Regions from separate parts of the Mus musculus genome. Here region 1 is linked to region 2. A link is a loop called in an ENCODE intact Hi-C map of the cell type or tissue named here. Cell type or tissue: gastrocnemius. All regions are shown on one strand. Links, peaks and the distances in the headings refer to the core of each region. The heading gives the core; the rest is flanking DNA.

The links. Hi-C counts contacts between places; a loop is a spot of excess contacts. Peaks named below come from ENCODE experiments on the same cell type or tissue, not always from the same donor. Only the 100,000 strongest peaks of a DNase experiment are listed, where the experiment ranks them.
Region 1: it touches region 2 in a loop (2.6-fold over the local background); 1 of 42 quality-filtered maps calls a loop at or near these places.

The regions. Positions count from the first base shown.
Region 1 is chr6:97,801,474-97,811,071 of GRCm38, reverse strand. Mitf (melanogenesis associated transcription factor) reads right to left here and starts at 4,014. Exons shown (of 10, transcript NM_001113198.1): 1 at 3,785-4,014. The coding sequence starts at 3,888. In gastrocnemius, for the core only: a CTCF peak has its summit at 3,995; DNase peaks (open chromatin) are centred at 3,535, 4,083 and 5,893; H3K4me3 peaks cover 2,761 bases; H3K27ac peaks cover 2,391 bases.
Region 2 is chr6:97,877,039-97,886,636 of GRCm38, reverse strand. All of the region lies in intron 1 of Mitf (melanogenesis associated transcription factor), which reads right to left. Among named protein-coding and RNA genes, the nearest start is that of Mitf, 75 kb to the right of the region's middle. In gastrocnemius, for the core only: no CTCF peak of the experiment used is centred there; DNase peaks (open chromatin) are centred at 4,460 and 6,051; H3K27ac peaks cover 2,903 bases.

The DNA of each region.
Region 1 (9,598 bases), core at 2,327-6,326, 74 kb after region 2:
ATCTATATATACATATATATATGTGTGTGTGTGTGTGTGTGTGTGTGTGTACACCTATGTGTGTGAGGTGTGTGTATGTATATATGTGTGTGTGTATATATATATATATATATATACACATATATATACACACACACACACACACACACACACACACATATATATATATATATATATATATATATATATATATATATATATGTTCCCACACATATATATTCAAATTACACTGTAAATTATAACATTAACACTATGAAAGAAACACAGCCGGATAAGGAAGACTGAGCGTTTAGAGGGAGAGTAATTATGAACAGAAGGCCACACTATCCATATGATGAGAATTAAGGGCACATTAAAAGGAAGATTAGTAGTTGGTTGGGTAGGTTGTACTACAGCTGTGGCTGTCTGGGCAAAGAATGGCCCAAGCAGAGGCAGGTATAATGAATGAATATCCAAAGGTAGAAGCCTGGGCTCTGCTTAGAATGATAAGCAGCAAGAGATAAGGTCAGAGCTGAAGGGCAGCCTGACACATATGCTGCATTGTGCCATTTGAAGGACTGGGGAAAAAAAGAGCTGTGGAGGGCTTCAACTAGAGAAGACAGCATGATCTAACTTGAGTTTTAGCTCAGGGCCCAGAGGATTCTTGGCTGTGGAAGCTGCCCTGGGTAGTGTAGCGAAGCTAGCACATCCCTGCACTCTACCTGCTAAAGGCTACTCACAACTTCCCACAGTGATGACTGAGGTTCTCCATAGGGGTTTGTTCTCTAATTTGTGGTTTGTGCATACGTATGTGTGTATACACATTCAGATGTATGCACCGGTACACTGTGTACAGGGGTGTGTGGGTGTGTGTCTGTGCATGCATGCGAAGACTAGAGGCCGACTTCAGGTGTCTCCCTCAGTCACTCACCACTTGGTTGTTTGATACAGTTTCTCATCTTTTATCTCTTACTTTTCAATTCAGATAGATTGGCTTGCCAGCAAGCGCATCTCCTCCTCCCCAGTGCTGGGATTACAACCACCAAGCCCCACGCCTGCCTGCCTTCATGTGGGCTCCTGGAAAAGTACTCAGGCCTTCACACTTGTGTGGCAAGCATGTTACTGACTCAGTCAGATCTCAGCCTTAAAAAAAAAAAAATCAGTTTAATAAGAATACTGTGGCACTAAATTTAAAATTACTAAAACTGGCCAAGGCTGAGAGCGTTAAGAGATTGCTGCAATAATTCAGGCAAAAACTGACAATGACTTGGTCAAAGTTACAGCAGAGAGATAGGCAAGAAATGGGTGAATTCTGAAACAATCTTGACAAGTGGTCCTCACCCTTCCTAATGCTGCAACCATTTAATATAGTTCTTCATGTTCCTGTGACCCCCGACCATAAAATTATTTTTGTTGCTATTTCATAAGTGTAATTTTGCTACTGTCATGAGTCATAAATATAAATATCTGATTATGCAGGATATCTGACATGCAACCCCTGTGAAAGGGTTGTTGAACGGCCCCCGAGGGGTCTCGACCCACAGATTAAGAACTGCTGATGGAGACAATAGAATGGATAGGTGTCCTTGTTACGAGAATCTGCAAATTTTCATTACAACTTTTTCCTAACCAGGACGTTAGGGATGCCCCAGCAAAGTCTTCAAACTACAGTCAACGAGAAGGCCCTGAGCCACATTTAAAGTCACACACCGATGTCAATGATAATACCATTAGGACAACTGTCAAAAACAGTCAGAAAAGATGTCAACGTACTCCAGAAACTTAGTCACAAATTTTATTTAACGGGTTTATTTCAAAGAACGCATATCTACTCCATGCTACCTGGCACCTGCTGCTCGTACCAACATGTGAAGCCGTTTATGCCCACAGTCCCACATTTTTCCTTTCCTGTGCTAGCTAGCTAGCTACAGAGGACATGTGCTCTTGCGTGCCATTCTTGCTGACTGGGTAAAAGAATAGAACCAAATCCTTCCCCATGAGTGTCAGGGCACTCATTGGTTTTCCCCAGAGGTACCTTCTTCACTCCCTCAAACTCATTTAATGTATCAGCCACCATCAAAATGAAGAGCCCAGTTAATTAATTTCTTTCAGACACACACACACACACACACACACACACACACACGCACACACTCCCCCTGCCCCCCTCATTCTGGCCTTGTAAGCATTTGCTTATAGAAGCAAAAGCAGGGACTGACTGCTCAGTAAAACACTGGTCCCTTCAGCCACATGCAGATAAAGCTCTAATGAGCATAACCAACAATGCGCTTTACACAGTATCACTCTCAGAGCACCCAATACACCCTTATCTACATTCACACACAAATAGCCATTATGAAAAGAAGCCACTAGTGAAAGGCTGAGTTTATGCATCTTGATGCCTAACACATTTCCTTCCACTCTGCCACAAGCATGTGCAAAAAGCCTGCCTTAGCCAGGGAGCCAGGGCTTCTGCTCCTCCCAGAGTTTGTTCCCATGACTGGATTCAAGGTCCTGTCCCAGCCCTGAAGGAAAGCAACCTGTCTCCACTTTATAAGACCCAGCCTTTTTGTCTCCCAAACCAAAGATTCCACCCCTCAATTCTGCCTTCCTGGCCCCTGAAAGTGAGTCCCTCTGCCCCTCTACCAGGGGAACCTCACTCATCTAGACCCTAGACAATTGATGCACCAGGTGATGATGTTAGCCTTACTTCATCGCACAACTGAAAGGGTGGAAATAAAGTCACAGATTCCAGTGACTATCCCCCTCTCTGTAAACATGACAAATAAGAAGCACTTCAAGGGTCCAGAGGGACCAAAGAGAGTGATAACCGATTCTGCCAGGCAAGTAGCAATGGAGGGTGGCGTGAGGGATTAGGATACTGCAGAGGTACTGAAGAGTTGGGAGGCACCAGACTAGAGAACATCTTCACTCTAGGCCCAAAGTTCTTGAAGCGCCTGGAGAATTAAATGTGTGTAGGTGCCAAGAGAGCATTCCCAACCACCACAGACCTCTAAGGTAGTTTGTTTGTTTGTTTCTTTCTTTCTTTCTTTCTTTCTTTCTTTCTTTCTTTCTTTCTTTCTCTCTTTCCTTCCTTCCTTCCTTCCTTCCTTCCTTCCTTCCTTCCTTCCTTCTTGCATTTGTAAAGACTTCTATTCCAGACAGCTTGCCCAGCTTGAGAGACACGCCCACCCACAACCTCCTCCCCTCCTTTTATTCACCCCCCCCCCCCACACACACACACACACCTCCTCGGTGCTGTCCTGTGGCAGGTGAAAGGTGAAGCTCAGGTGAACTTCACCTAGAGGCCTCTCTGAGTAGTATCTCCCAGAGGGGCTGGTCTACAAGGGAAGACCTCCAGGCCAGTTCATCGCTGCCCTGGAGCATCAGATCCCCCTCTCCTGAGCCCCTCAGCCTGCTAGGGAGCTTCAGAAAAATTGCTCTTGGTAGCACCAGATCACAGTCCCTGTCCGGTGCTCCTCCTACCCCACCTCGCGCCGGGTACCGCCCCAGCCCCCATCTAGCTCAGCAGCTGGCATCTGCAGCCGAGGGTCCCCACGTCTGGATGAGCCATCCCAAGAGACTCGCGGTGTCCCCAAAATGCCACTGTCAGATACCCTGGGATGCAAGCAAGTCGTCTGTAAGCGGGACCCTAAATGCCAGGGGCCAGGTCGCCCTGTACCCCAAGGCAAGGGCACGGGGTCCTTGTCCTAGAGCTATCCAGACTGACTGTTCTCCTCCCAGGGTAGCAGGCGCGGGGCCCATGGGCCTCCTGCCGCGCCTCCCTCCAGCTGTCACCACTCACCTGCTCTTCAGAGGTTGACTTTTGAGTTCGTAATAGGTTTTGGGTTCTTCGTGAAACTCCTCCCCGACTTCGAAATCCGCCACGATTCCCGATTCGGACTGCATGACTCCCTCTTGCCCGCCTTCCACTGCTTGGGACTTGGACCAGAACCCGGGCACCTGAGAAAGATGGGGGGCCTCGGGTACCCCAAGCCGCGCGCCCCGCGCAGTGCCCCACTCAGCCCGCTAGCCGGCCGCCCGCCCCGGCGCGGTGAGTTTACTCTCACACCAGAGCGGGAGGGGCTGAGCCCGGTGCGCCCTGGGATTTGTGGTTCCGCCTGGGCAGAGCACACCAGCTCTCCAGGATATCAGCTTCCGCAAAAACTACAACTCCCAGAAGGTCAAACCGGGGAGAGACAACGTGGTGTACACGGATAGTGCAAGTCCTGTTTGGATTCCTTGTCAATGTCAGCAGCTCCTCTCCGTGTCTCTCCGGTTTGCTTCAAGGATACAGACCTGGCTGTTTAATATTAATAAGAACAACTCAGCCTGGGCTTCTACTGTCCCTCCTGGTTTAGACATCTGCGAGGACACGCCGAGCGTTCATTTAAAAAATAAAACACTAAGGGGTTTTGAAACTAGAAAGTTTCGGTCAGAGTTAAAACCCATTTTTAAAATAAAAGGACTTTCTATTAGCCCCCGAGCTCTTCTGGACTGCAGCGACACATCATTTTGTCCTCTATTGAAACAGAGTGTTGGAAACTTCACTTTTATAATGAAAGCATTATTGGAGGAGTTGTTCTTGTGCGTTCTTTTTCTGGAACTCAGTATAAGCTCCCACAATACTCTTCATCAGTTGAAAGGCTCCTTTCCTTTTATCCAATTAGTCACCTCTAATCTAAAGCAGCACTTGAAGGATTCAGTTAATTTTAAAAGACATCAAGTTACCAAACAGCTTCACCACCACCACCACCGTCTGCTTTCAATTTCTCAGTTGGCTGGGAGTTCAGATGAGATTGTCCTAACATTGCAAGCCGGTGCAGCTTCAAGGTACTCGGCTAGGTGATGTATTAAATGACCGCACTTTAGCTCATTTGTATGTTCAGACCTGTCTTCTGGTTAGTTCCAGCAGGACTCTTCATGTTGTATAAAACATCAACGAGTGCTTTGAGACATTGGAGTTAAGGGTGGCATTTTAAGATGGCAGAAATTCCTAGTTCTTCTAAGAAATCCTGTGTAATCTTAGACATGTCCATTGGATTCCTAGAAGCCTTAATTTCCTCATCTATGAAAGAAGAGATTAGGAAACCTATTTGAGATGGTGTTGCAAGGTCAAAAGTAAGGAAAGAATTACTTGCAATTTGTATACACTAGGGGCAGGCAAAATGGCTCAGTCGGTAAATTTACTTATTTGCAAACATGACAACCTGCAATTGGTCCTCAGGACACACATGACTGAAGAATGGAACTATTAACTACTGCAATCTGTCTCCTGACAGCTGAATGCAGGTGCAGGTACACATAATACATACATAGAATTTTTTAAAAGCTGCTCAGTGATGATTAATTTTGGCTTTCTTTTGTGTATCTTGGAGGCATTCTTGGCAAGCTTGCATCTCTTCTGTGTATTTTTCACTTTCAGGAGTTGATAAACTAAATGATGATCCTAAAAGGTCTACACTGATGGTTGGGCATCTCCTTGGAGTTACCCACTCCTATATCTTGCCTCACAGTATAGCTTTTTCTTTTTTAATTTTATATCAGAAAGATCATGAATAGGAGTGGTGAGTGAGAACTGGAAAATGTATACATCGTTGAGGTAGCAATAACCAACATTTTGTAGCTGAATATTGTTCTTAAAATACTTCGGGGGTCCTTTCCTATAGCAATAGCATGGCAGGATATCTGAAATCACCCTGAAAAGCTTCAAGATGTTCATGGATATATTAACTGCTAGAAACAATATTCAGAGGTAACAGTATAGAAGAAGGGAAGTAAACCGAGAGAGCAGCATGTGTGTTTAGACTCTGAACTTCATCCAGGTCCTCCATAGTCAGTGCTGGAAAGTGGGAGCAGAAACTGATGGGCTTGGAGCAAGTCCAGAATTTGATGAGGTGTGAACCACAGATGCTAAACACTGTGCCTAACAGCAAGCGTTCTGGCCCAATATCACCCCGACTGAGAAACGCTGAGCCTTTTCATTGTCTGAATCTCTTGACCCATTAGGAGTTGTGTTTGGTTGGTTGGTTGGTTGGTTGGTTGGTTGGTTGGTTTTTTTGTTTTTGTTTTTTTTTTCCTGAACAAAGCTATGTACGTTCTTCTTAGAACACACAAATAGAAAGACACTGTGCCTAAACATGGTCTGTTGGCCCTTGGAAGGCTGGCTGTCAAAGACTTGTACCAGAATTGAGGTTTAGAACAATAATGAGGCCTGGGATGTGATTTAGTTGGTAGAGCCTTTGTCTATGGTGTATGAGGCCCTTGATTCAGTCTTCAACACTGCATAAACTAGTATGGTGGCATAATCAATCCCATAATCACAGCACCTGGGACAGGTAGATTCAGGATGGTTAGAAGTTCAAAGTCATCTTGGTTACATTGGGAGTCTAGGGCCAGCCTAAGCTAAAGAGTGATATCCCAGACCTAAAGGATCATTCTTAAAGCGAAAGTAAAAGTGAGAACATTCAAGACTTCACTGAAGCAGTTTCCAGAGAGCTCTCTGGGTGTAGCCCTGAGCTGGAGTTGTCTTAAGACTGCACATCCAGCTGCTGTTTCCCCCTCTTGTATCTTTTCTTTGTGCTCACTCTGCTCTCTGTTCAGAAAACCTTCGAAGGATCATCTGTTACAGTGCCATCTGCCACCCTGTGGGAGTGGGTATGTGACTTTGTCCTGACCATTATAGAATCCTATCTTTTAAAATAATTGCGGACTTGTTGACATTTCCTATGTATATGTAATATATTTTGATTAGAATAAACCCCCTTTTCTCTCTCTTAGCCCCTCCCTCTCCCCCTGGAACCCATCTTCTTCCCAACACAGCCCCCCTTCTACTTTTGAGTCTATGGGGGTTTGTTGTTGGTATTCTTTGTTTGCTTGTTTTGTTTTGTTTTATAAGCTCGTTGAGTTGAATTAGGGTTTACATATGCATGGATGTGAGGTGATTTCCTGGACCCTAAGCAGTTTACCGGTGGCTCTGCCCCATATAACATCATCTTTTAATACAGTGATTCCTTTAGGAATTGACATCGGACCCTAACACCACTTTTTCCTTAGAAATTTTCTCCTCAAATAGTTCTGATTTTGGAAGCCTGGGATGGAAGAGAAGGAAAAAATCTAGATGTACTGACCTATAGTTACCCAGGGTAGCTAAGCAAAAAGATGGGGGAGAGGGAAGTAGAAGCAAGCAGAAGAGATAGAAGAATAGAGAAGCAGAGAACTAAGACATTTCCACTCCTTGCTCCAACCAGGTCTGAGGTCAGGAGTCTTCGGACTTTCCAGACAGATGAAGAAAAAACTTTTCCTTTTCATTGGAAGTGTTTACTTGACTCACAATAGAGCTTGGTGCCTCAGTATATAAATTCTCTTTGCCTTTAAGTGGACAATTTTCTACAGAGTGACATACCACTAGCCCACATTACAAACTGCTGTTCACTTGGTGAGTAAGCTAAATAGTCTTCATCAATGAGTTAAAATCTGGAAGCTGATAGTGCTTAGAAAACATGTACTGAGTCAATAGCACCATACATGTAAATGGAGGACCTATCGGATGTACAAAGCAGTAATTAGAACTTATACTTATCATCATTAATATTACCTGTACTTATATAATGCTTTACATAGGCTCATCACATGAATTTCTTACTGCATCTCACAAAGACATTGCCTGGCTGGATAATCAAGGTCCTCAAGGTTCCAAGGTATACACTGACCGTGCCATAGTAGTGAACGGGGCACGACATTGGGTGTTTCAGCCACAAAGCTGGATAGCATTTAGTCTCTGCTTTTGTAAGACTCTCAGTCCCGAAGCTGAGTCAAGGCCTATGACAGAGTGAAGATGTGCTCCCACCTCCAGCTAACTCATCAACTGTTTACAAAGTAAGGGCACTAGGTAGGCATGAGGGGGAAGATCAGAGAAACATATGTAAGTCCATACACTCCGGGACATGGCCATTGCCTCTTTAGAACTAGGAAGGGACATAATTTAATGTTGTGAGAGTATCTAAGACAACAACATCCACTGAGGGGTAGGATAGTAATATTATGGCATTTTAAGAGGAGTTGTGACTCATCTTTTTTGAAAGAAGAACATGAAAAATTCAAGTCTACAAAAACTAAATGAGAACCAACTCCAAGGTCTGGTCATCAATGACAAAGTGGGGAATAAGTAAGAACAATGTGTTACTGACACCACAAGGGTGCAAGCAGACATCCAAGCGAATCAGAAATCCTAAAATATGCCACTATAACTTATTTTAAAAATGTATCTGGATATTTTCCTGTATGTCTGACAGTGCACCACGTACATACAGTGTCTGAGGAGTCCAGAAGAGGGGTTCAGATCCACTTAAACAGTATTGCAAATGTGTGTGAGCTGCTGTGTATGTGCTCAGAAGGGAATTCAGGTCCTCTGGAAGAACAGCCAGTGCTCTTAACCCCTGAGCCACCTCCCCAGACCCAATATTTCTACAGCCTTAATAAACAAATACCATAAAATAAAGGGGAAAGAAAAACTGCCATCAGGTTTTAGAGATCTAGGAGACATACATGTAAGGAATGTGACTTAGACTTCAATTTTTAAAAAAACAGAGAGAAAGAAGTGTATATCCTAAATATACTGTGTGGAATGCATCTCAGCTTTCACTAAAACAAACTCAAAGGCCAAAACTGAATAATGTGAAAAAATAATTATAATTTTTATTAGTTCTGATAATAGAAGTGTGCTTTTGTGACTGATTTGTTTGCCTTTGCTGGGAATGGAACCCAGGGTTTCCTTTGCAATAGGCAAGTGTTCAACCACTGAAACACACACACACACACGTACACATTCTGTTTGTACTCACAGATGTGATTATGAATATGTATATAGGGGTCAGAGTCAACGTTAGATAGAACATAGATGTTCTCAGGCAACATCCTCCTTGATTTTTGAGACAGTATTTCTCACTGGAATGGAGTTCACTAATTCAACTAGGGCACTTGGCCAGTGAACCCCAGGCATTCCCCTGCATCACGGGCACTGAAGTTACAAGTACATCCCATCATGCTGTTTTGAGGGTGGGGCAGTTCAGGTCTCCATGCTTGCATGAAAAGCACTTTATCAAATGAAATGATCTTTCAGCCAAGTCACTATGTCACTAGGACCAAATATATTTTTTGTATGTAAGAAAGATGTCTATCATAATGATTTTTCAGTGTCTTCTATTTGATTTATTATCACTGGGGGAAGCACGCACCACAAGGTGCAAAGGTGGAGGTCAGAGGACAGTTCCCTGTAGTCACTTATATTTCTACCCTTAGATGAGGTCCATGGATCACACTTGGATCATCAAGCTTGTGGGACAGGCTCTTTTTATTGGCTAAAGCATCTCATCAGCCACTCATATTGATTAAATGAGTAACATTTCTGATAAAGCTACATTAGAAAACATATAATTCCTAAGAAAACAAAAAGGTACCCAGGAAGGTGTGGAAACAGTTTTGTACATGATGTCTTTGGAGAAAAGAATCAGCAGCAACTTCCTAAGGAAGGTTCAGTAGAAAGAGACTTGTTGAAAATGCAGTCTCTCTGGGCCTTCAAGGAATGCAGCAGAGCCCAACATGTAAATTTGTCAGGTGA
Region 2 (9,598 bases), core at 3,607-7,606:
GTGTATAGTATACTCATTTGTATGCATGGTACATGAGTGTTATACATAGACATATCTAACCCATGTGGAAATCAGTAGTCAAAATCAAAGTCAGGTGCTTTCTGCACTCACTCTCCACATTGGCTTGGGGTTTTTGTTGCTCCTGTTGTTGTTTTGTTCTTTGTCTTTTGAGGCAGGGTCTCTCATTGAAACTGGAGCTCGCAGACTGCCTAGGTTGGCTCCAGGGATGCACCTGCTTCTATTACCTCTGCTCTGGCATTGTTCCAACCACCACTACACACGGATATTCACATGGCTGTTTGGGAACCAAACTCATGCGGGCATCTTACCAACAGAGCCGTCTCCCTAAACCCTCAACTTAGATCTTAGAGGTAACAGACAAGTACCTAGCCTACATCAAGCAAGCACCTTCAAGTCTAAGAGCCCATCACACTGCAGACGCAGATGCATGCCACAGACATGAACATGCTCTTTTGAGAGCTGCCCTCATCACTGGTGATGAAACTCATTCAGTGGGAGGAGAGCTGTAGAGATGTAAACAGGACAGGATAATGCAACCACTTGAGTCAAGTGTGGAGCTTCTGTGCTCTGGGATCCATCCCCATGATCTTCTACCAGACTCCGAGTTCATCCCAATAGCCATTGGCCGCAATGCTTTTCCAAGCTGCCACAGTCACTGGCACGACCAGTCTTCTGACAAAGGCTGACAGACTTTGGGTAGCAAATCTCTAGCTGAGCCATAAATAATGTGCTCATTTTTGCCCCTTACATTAGCCATTTACATGGCTGTTGTAATTGTTTTGAAAGAGGGCAATTTGAGGCCTGCATGTGTCTGGGATGTGTCAGCCGTGGCCTTCTGGCCATGCTCTGGCTATCCTGCTAGCCAAAACAGAGGCCAGAGGGCATACTCTGAACTACAAAACAAGTCAGTGTCTGTGAGTGCTTAGGAAAGCAGCAGCTGTGATCTTGTACTGTTACAATGGGTTCCAACAGCAGGAAGGATCCAAAATAAAGGCCAGGGTCAAACCTATATGTTCAAGTTCAGTGCATGCAAGCACAAATGTCTAGCTTTCTAGAAACATCTGGAAAGACCCTGTTGCCAAAAGGAATATCAAAAAACCAAAACTCATATCTACAGAATAAATAAAACAATCATAAACAACTGTTATGAGCTGTTTATAGGCTCCCAAAATTCATACTGACTGCCTTCCTACACAAACACACCCAAACAAAGCTAAAGTCCTTGGCAAAAGAGGCTTTGGAGTTATCAGGTTTATATGGGGTCAAGAGTAGAAGGCTTAGATGGAACCTGTACCTACTCTAGAAGAAGACAGATCTGCCCGCACTCAGGAAAGGCAATGTGAGGACACGGCCAGAAGGTAGGCAACAGTAAAAGAAACATACTCTCACTGGGAACTAGGTCTGTCAGTACCTTGACCTTGAACTTTAGACACCAGAGTCAGGGGAAATAAATATCTGTTATGTATGCCACCTGGCTTGGGATACTTGTCAAGGTAGCCTGGGTTCATGATTACAAAATCAAGGCTAGATGACAGCTCCATGCTGAACATAGCACGAAACTTGAAGTCACAGGAAAAAAAAATGTTAAGTATACCTCAGAGACACCAACTGACGGTATTCAGGTGAGAGGAAAGATGGGTTTTACCTAGGGCAGTAGGAGACTTTGGGGAAGAAAAAAATAAAGGAAAATGAGGAAGTCACCAGGAAAAGCAAGCAAGTGGTCTGTGGGGGGGAGGGAGTGGATGAATTCAAAATCTGGAAAATCAATTAGTCACAATTCCATAATACACAGCAAAGAGGGAAGCAGAGGCTGAGCTACACAGACCTCCCTTGGTGACTGTCACTCCACCTCCCAGGACTGTGAAGGCAGAGGCATCACTTTGTAAACGTTATTTGCCCAGTATCTATATGGAACCAGAGATAGAAAAAGAAAGAATGTTGGGGAATTATGTGTTTGTTGATGAGTCTAGCAGCAAGTACACCCTATAGCAGGCAGCAAGCAGCTCTGTGGATACAAGGCTAGGAACCCACAGACCAGCAACATAGTTTAGACTTGGTGAGCCATGTTTGGTCTTTCTTTATTATGTCTTCTTTTTTCTTGATTCTTCAATTTCAGATAACTGGGGAAAATGCTAAATATAAAAGCCATTCTTATTTCAGAGTTATTCCAAGCCAGATACAGGTGATACTTTGATAAATGAACTATTATATGTACATTCAGAATACAATAGAAAACTATTTTGTTTTATATATATATATATATATATATATATAAAACAATATATATATCATAAATATTTAATATAAATATACTATGTTCTATATAAAATATGTTATATAGCTATAAGTATGATATATAATATATATTTACATATACATATATACATTTATATACATACACATACAATTATATATGTGTACAAATATAATCAAGCTTATACATGTATACATATATATAATTAAGTTTATATCTGTATTTAAATGTATAATCAAGTATGCAGATTATATATACACATATATATTAAAAATTTAAAAATACAACATACTCTTTCTTTCATGGACTTTTCCCCTTTTCTAAATGGAGAATTCAGGATCCTTCTATTAACCTATATGGCTATACATCCCCAGCCCAGTCTAGGCCTACTTTGATCCTACTGGAAGAAACAACTAAACTGAAGGGTTTGGAACAACAGATGACAACGTATGCAAGCTATGGGCCAGATAGGGAAGTCACTTGAATTGAGGTTTAGGGTTCTACTCGCTCATGGTTTCCCATACATCTTACCAATTAGATTTTACATTTCAGCAACCTCATTAGTGTTTCGGGCTTTATGACTCAGGCTTGAGGGGGAGGGGCCAGTGACCCACAAAACAAAGGCTTCAATGTCTCTAGAGCTGAGAAAACTCCAGCTCTGTCAGGGCAAATGCTATTTATATCCCATTTAGTGGCATGCTCTGGAATGCACTTCTACACAGAGCCTCCAAACCAGTTTTGAATTCTGGGTTTCAACAATGAGAAAGAAGCAAAACAGTGGGAAGTTGAGGGGTGGAGGAGGGGGCATCTTGTTCTTAATATATCACCAAGTCCAGTGTCATGTGATTGATAAATGGAGTTAAATGGCTCCCAGCATTGACTTGCCTTCAACAAGACAGTACCCTGATACAGTGAGTTTGGAGTTCAAATTAGTAGAAAATAAAGGGTAGGAAAATACCCTAGGATGAAAGAGAAAAAATTGTGGTAAAGCCCATTTGATTTTATTTCAGAGCACACAATGGACACACACACCATACATACAGAAGGACAGATAGAAGCATTTTTATTGACTGCGAATATACATGTTCTATAGTCACATTCTATTATGCGTATGCTTTCTCCTAATACAGAAGAGCAGGGTTCTACAGGAGTTAATCTTGGCACGATGCTGCCCGAAACAGAAGGTGCCACGCAGCTCGGCAACCTAGCAAACCTTGTACAGTGATGGATTACACAGCCTCCACAAGGCTTGCCCATTACCCCCCGCTCCATTCATGGATCCCAACCAAATTAATTTTCTCTTGTGCCAGTTCTATCACATCCCCCAGGTTCACAAAGAAGATTTACCAGGACATCAGAATCCAGAAGGGACTGAACATTTTCGTCCTGGAAGAAACTTAAAATAGAGCTTAAAAATAAAACAATGAGAATGAAATTTTAGCTCTGCAGAGCTCATGGTTTCTAGAAATTGCTTTTCTGACTGAAAAAAAAAAGTTTCATTCTTGCTGTCATTATTGCATATGCGCTATGGGTTACTGAGAAACTAGCTTGGCAATCCAAAGGATCTAATTCCATACTTGATGATGGATTTCAAAATCAACTCTCAAAATCAAAGTATAGTTCGGAATAATGTCACATTCCTAGTATGGATGCCCCCACAGGCACTCTGCTCAGCAAAAACAGAAGGGAAACGAACAGGTATGTATACACTTCCCAGCAGGTACGTTAAAAAGCAAAAACAAAATGTGGGTAAAAATCATTGTTATTAATATATTTAACCCAACATGCCCCAAATACTACTTGTATAATCAAGGCACATTTTACATATAGATAGATAGATAGATAGATAGCTATAGTGTGTGTGTGAAGTTGTCAAAAGAATGAAAATATGACAAATTAACAAGATACTTCACATTTTAAAAATATAAACCTAAGAAATCTGCTGTAGATTTTACTCTTATAAATATAATTATGGCTAGCTATATTTCAAGGACTCAGTAGCCACCTGCTACCATAGCAGACAATGTAAGCCTTAAGATTTCTCTCTTCCAACACAAACAGTTCTGGTTGCAAGGGCATGGCTATTGTCAAGAGAAGCAGCTATTTTGGGTATTGCCTTACTCCTTAGACAAGCTCACACTCTGGCTTCTCTCTGACCAGCCACACTGCGGCTCCATCTGGTGTAATGGAACAGGCCTGGCCCCAAAGAACTACCAGTTTCTCCGGCAGACATGCAATCACAGCAGGAAGTTTGTCCTGGCTTAAGCAGTTCCAAATGGTGACCTTCTGAACCTGGTTCTTCGCAGCTGCTACATCTGGACAGTAGCAGGGCTTAAATTAGTGTGTCTTTGATATAGCATCTTTGCAAAGAGGAGAAAGCAAGGCTGAGCCTTGTTCAGGATAGGCCTTTGAGGAAGCTTAAAGGAAGCACAGCTAATATTGAGGAGGCTCTGTCCTTTCAAGGCAAATTTTAAAGTTGCTTTAACCATCTGACCTTTAACTCAGTAAGTACAGTTGCCTTTCCTGAGTATTACAGTGATGATATCCATAAACGTATTTCATTTTTCTCAAAAGCAAACCTTACTGAAATTGTAACCTACTAATCAGAATCGAGAAGGGGAAACCGATTGCTGCTTTTCACTTTAAAAAGTCAATCTTTGAACTTCTTCATAAGCACATAAACTTGCAATCATATTTTGTATTTGTGTGTATTGTTTTATGTGTATATGTGCTCTGCGTTTATGGACATGTGCACACGTACAGGTAGATGTGGAGGCCAGAGGGCAACACTGGGGCGACGTCGTCCTTTTCACAGTCTACCTGGTTCTTTGAGACAAGGCATCTCACTAAACCAGGAACACACTAACTCAGCTAGGCTGGCTGACCAGAAAGTCCCAGGAATCTTTCTGTATCCACCTTGCCAGCAAGGAGATTATAGCCACCCAGCCTAGCTTTTCAGTGGGTACTGGATATCCAAACTCAGGCCCTCATGTCCACTTAACAAGCACTTACTCATCTTCCCAGCCCACGGCTGCCATGTTTCAAATAGTTTAGCAAATTAAATAACTATTGATATGGAGTATAGTGTCACTTCCCTTAACAGCAAACACTTTCTCTTAATTATATATGTATTTATCTAGTGCTGAAGAGGAAACCCAGGATTTCATACACTCTTAGGCAAGCACTCTACCACTGAGCTATACCTATTCCCCTTCCTTAATTTAAATATAGATCTTTGACCCCCTAAAACCAATTATAAAGTAGTTATTAACATATCCACATAATTTTTACTTAAATTTAGTGTGTTCCAAATGGAATACAGAAATCCAACTCAAAACCCAGACTGTGTTCACTTGGCACATAGAAATTCTATGCCTACTTTGTGTTTTAGGGAAGCAATGTAGAGATAATCATGGTTTCTCTCTAGTGTAACAATAAAAAGATCTGGAAAGCTTCACAGAGATCCCCTGAAATCTTAAGCTAGATAGCAAGCAGGTGGGCTTTCTAGGGCTGGGGAAAGAACACCTATTAGAGGTAGAACAGCTAACCAAAGAAGGAGGTCCTCTCAGAGTTCTCAGAGGGGTGAGAGATGTTCAGCTTACAACCTGCCACAGAAGAGAGACCTCATCAAAGCTGAAATAGTCAGGAAGACTCCAAAAATGAGAAAAGTACGGCAGGGCTCAGCTTGTAAGCATAAGGACCCAAGAGTTCCGTCCCTAGAAGCCTGGTGTGGTGACACATACTGTAATCCCTCTACTAGGAAGCAGACATGCAGCTGCCTGGGCTTGCAGCCCAGACAGCCTGTCCTCCTTGACAAGCTCCAGACCACTGAGAGATCTTGTCTCAAAAAAAAAAAAAAAAAAAAAAAAAAACAAGATAGGATGAGAGAGCCAGAGGACAAAACCGAATTGTCTACATGTGTCTGCACACATATCTACCTGAGCACGCACGTATACACACAACCACAAACAGAGACAGACAGAGAGAGAAGAAGAAAGAGACAATAAGAGAAATAGAAGGTTAAACTAGGCATATAACAAGACTATGCTAGATCTAATCTCAAAGTTTAAAAATAAACCTGAAAACAATCAAACTGATCAATAAGCAAATTAACTGATCACCAGAAGGAAATCAACATTCCTTAAGGGGAAAGAAAAATTCAGACTCACAAGAGGGTCAACATACTCAAGGACTAGCTTCCAGTGACAGATTACAAGATACAAGAGAATGAAAGAAAAAATCAGCTCAGAAGGACAGAGTTGGTCAACACCAGAGAATGCAGGAGAGGCTTCTATTCTATTCTATTCCATTCCATTCTATTCTATTCTATTCTTCTATTCATTGTGTTTCTATATGCATGGAGTTTTAGTTTCATGTTACTTATAGTGAATATCTATTTTTATAACTGTGGAACCTTGGACTACACAAATTTACCAGGACCAGTTATGCTAGTGGCATGATTTTTTACAGTAAATGCTTCTTTGACTAGGGAGGAGGTTCTGGCATCTGAGTACTTAATAAAACTCAGCTCACAGAGAGATTATTTGAACCCTAATAAAAGCCCTGCACACCAAGCTCTGGCGAGCTTCATTTGTTGAGGGAACTGAGTGACTCCTATGTGACTCTGTGGAGAGAAGATGCCTGGAACCTTGCTCCATGTTCCAATAGACAGTATTAGAATAATATCTGGCACATCTCTTATAATAGCAACATCTAGATTATACAAAAGATGTAAACAGTAGTCTAAAAAATATGGAATGAGGGTTGGTGAGATGTCTCAGAAGGTAAAGATGCCTGCCACCGAGCCTGGTGACTTGAGTACAATCCCCTGAGGTCACAAGGTGGAAAAATTGACCCCTGAAGGTTATCCTCTGGCCTCTGTGCATGCACACAAGTGTACAACACACTTGCACACACACACTCACACACACACTCTCTCTCTCTCACTTAATTAAATGTCACAAAAGTATTTTTTAAATATGCAATTAGAAAAGACTTACTAAGTGAACCAAGCAACCAACTCGTTAGTCACATTATACAACACACAACAAAGCTAATCCCATGGGGCATTGTCAACTCACTATATTTGGAAAACAACCAAAGTCTGTCCAAGGAAAGCAAGTAGTAGTCTGACCAATGGCATGGTAATCTTTCTAGTTTCCACGAGCTGAACTTTCTGCCATTTCCTTCACAGATGAGGATCGGATGAAACAAACGTGAACCATATTGCCTTTGTGCAGCTAATACAGACACTAGTGCCCTCGGTGAGTTACTATGACTCTCAGTGGATCCAAAGAAGAGAATGAATTTGCCAGCCCTCTTGCATCTCCTCATTTTTTGTTTGTGACACCTGTCCAAAATGATAAAAATAAAAACAAAACCAAAAAGTACTTCTAGAACTCACTGCCCCACCCAACCTGACATTATGAACTCCAACTGCCTGTCAGTCAATCTCTATCAAAAACATTACTACAGTTACCATTCCTACTTCCCTGAGAGAAATAAAGTCTTCTCCTTCTAAAGGAAACTCAAATGTCTGGGATCTGAAGAGATGCAGAAAGCTGCTAAAGGCCTAGGAGAATTCTAGTACAGAACTACATAATCTTCCTTTCCCCACCACAGCAAGCTGGACTGCAAAGAACACTGGCCTGGGTCTTCCACAAGGAGAAACCATCAAGAATCCTCTCATAAACCTGAATTTGTGATGAGAAAGAGAATCACTTTCATGTCCTAATGTACTCAAACACAACGGCACTTCAAGGGAAGAGAAGTACACATGCATTCAGTGCAAATGCATAAAGGAAGAAAAGGATTGGACAGAGTCCAGGCACACTGTACTGATGCGTGGATGGGTAACCCCCTTCTAATTGACCTCATCTCTCCTGAGCTACCTCACTGTGTTGTTAGTGGGCCCCAGTAACATCTCTGAATAAGGCAGCCATGTCTAACTCTGGCTTCCTCTCCTCAGATACTAAGATGATTGATTGGTCAGAGAAAACGTTCTTCCATCCCGAACATTTTGACACCTAGTTTTCCCACTGTCCTCGACTCACTGAGAAGGAGGCATCACGGTGATCTCACATGTGTCAACTGAGGCAAAGAAAGGCAACTAACCAAGTCATTTACATGCACAGCCCAGTTGTTGGTCTTCACAGAATTAAACCAAAGAATGCTAATGGCTTGGTCCCTGACTGGTAGCACACAGAGATAGCCCCTCTATTATCACAAGTACCTTGTGTAAAAAAACAGGAGAGTTCTACTGATAGCTCAGAATATATATTGGAAAACTTGGAGCCGATCTGGCGTTAAGCAATCAGAAACTCTAAAAATGAGTACTAGTCACTGGGAGAAAAATCAGGCTGCAAATATCAATAGCAGACAGGACCAGAGGAATCTCAGCTGAGAAGGCAATGAGCACTTAATGAAGGTGGCCTCCCAAATACACTTCACCTGGCTGCAAACCAACATCCAAAAGTCAGCACTCTCCAAATATCTAACCAGGAGAACCCTGCACCAGCATGCCCTTTTGCCTTCCCAAAGCATTTTTCATGGCACTATCCCTATGAGATTACACCATTCCCATTTTAGACAACCCTGGTAGTGTCGAGCACCTTGGATAAGGTCATAGTGCTATTTCGGGACAGGGCTAAGACTATAATTTACTACCCTCATTCTTTCCACAACATTGCACGATTTAGCTTATTGTTCCTGCGCCGTTTCTATTTTTAGTATTGCCCTATTGGTTACTGAAAAGTGTCTCTTGACCTAATGTTCTACTCAAAGCAGCTGGGGTTGCCAAGGAACAGAAACCCACTGAGGGGAATGTGAGGAAGGAGAAGTAGCCAGGAAATGGCAGGCAAGTCTCACGGTCGCTCAGTGGCAGGAGGGAATATGGCTGCATCCTTGCAGGGAGGGGAGGTTAGAATTGAGACTAGGTCAGAGGCAGAGGCATCTTCACCAGCATTCAATCCCAAGGCCATCTAGCTGTAGTGCAATAAACTCTGCATCTTGCTTTGCACAGCTACTGTACCAGATCTGTGTATACATTCTTCATGGCTCATACAGGGTCCAAGGTGATTATCAAGGTCTCACAGCCCTTCCTCTTAGTTCTGTGCTTCACAGATGATAAAGATAAGCATCTCCCCATTCTCCCTCCCAAGTGAGTTCTTCTGCATAGACTCTCTGGTGATAAGGCAAGCTCTGGATAAATGCCCACTAATTTGATTATTTGTGGTGGGGGAAGGGTGGCAACGAGGCTACAAGGCAGGAAACCATTCTGGTGATAGATAGCCCATACGCTGGGCCATTGAATCAACATTCTAG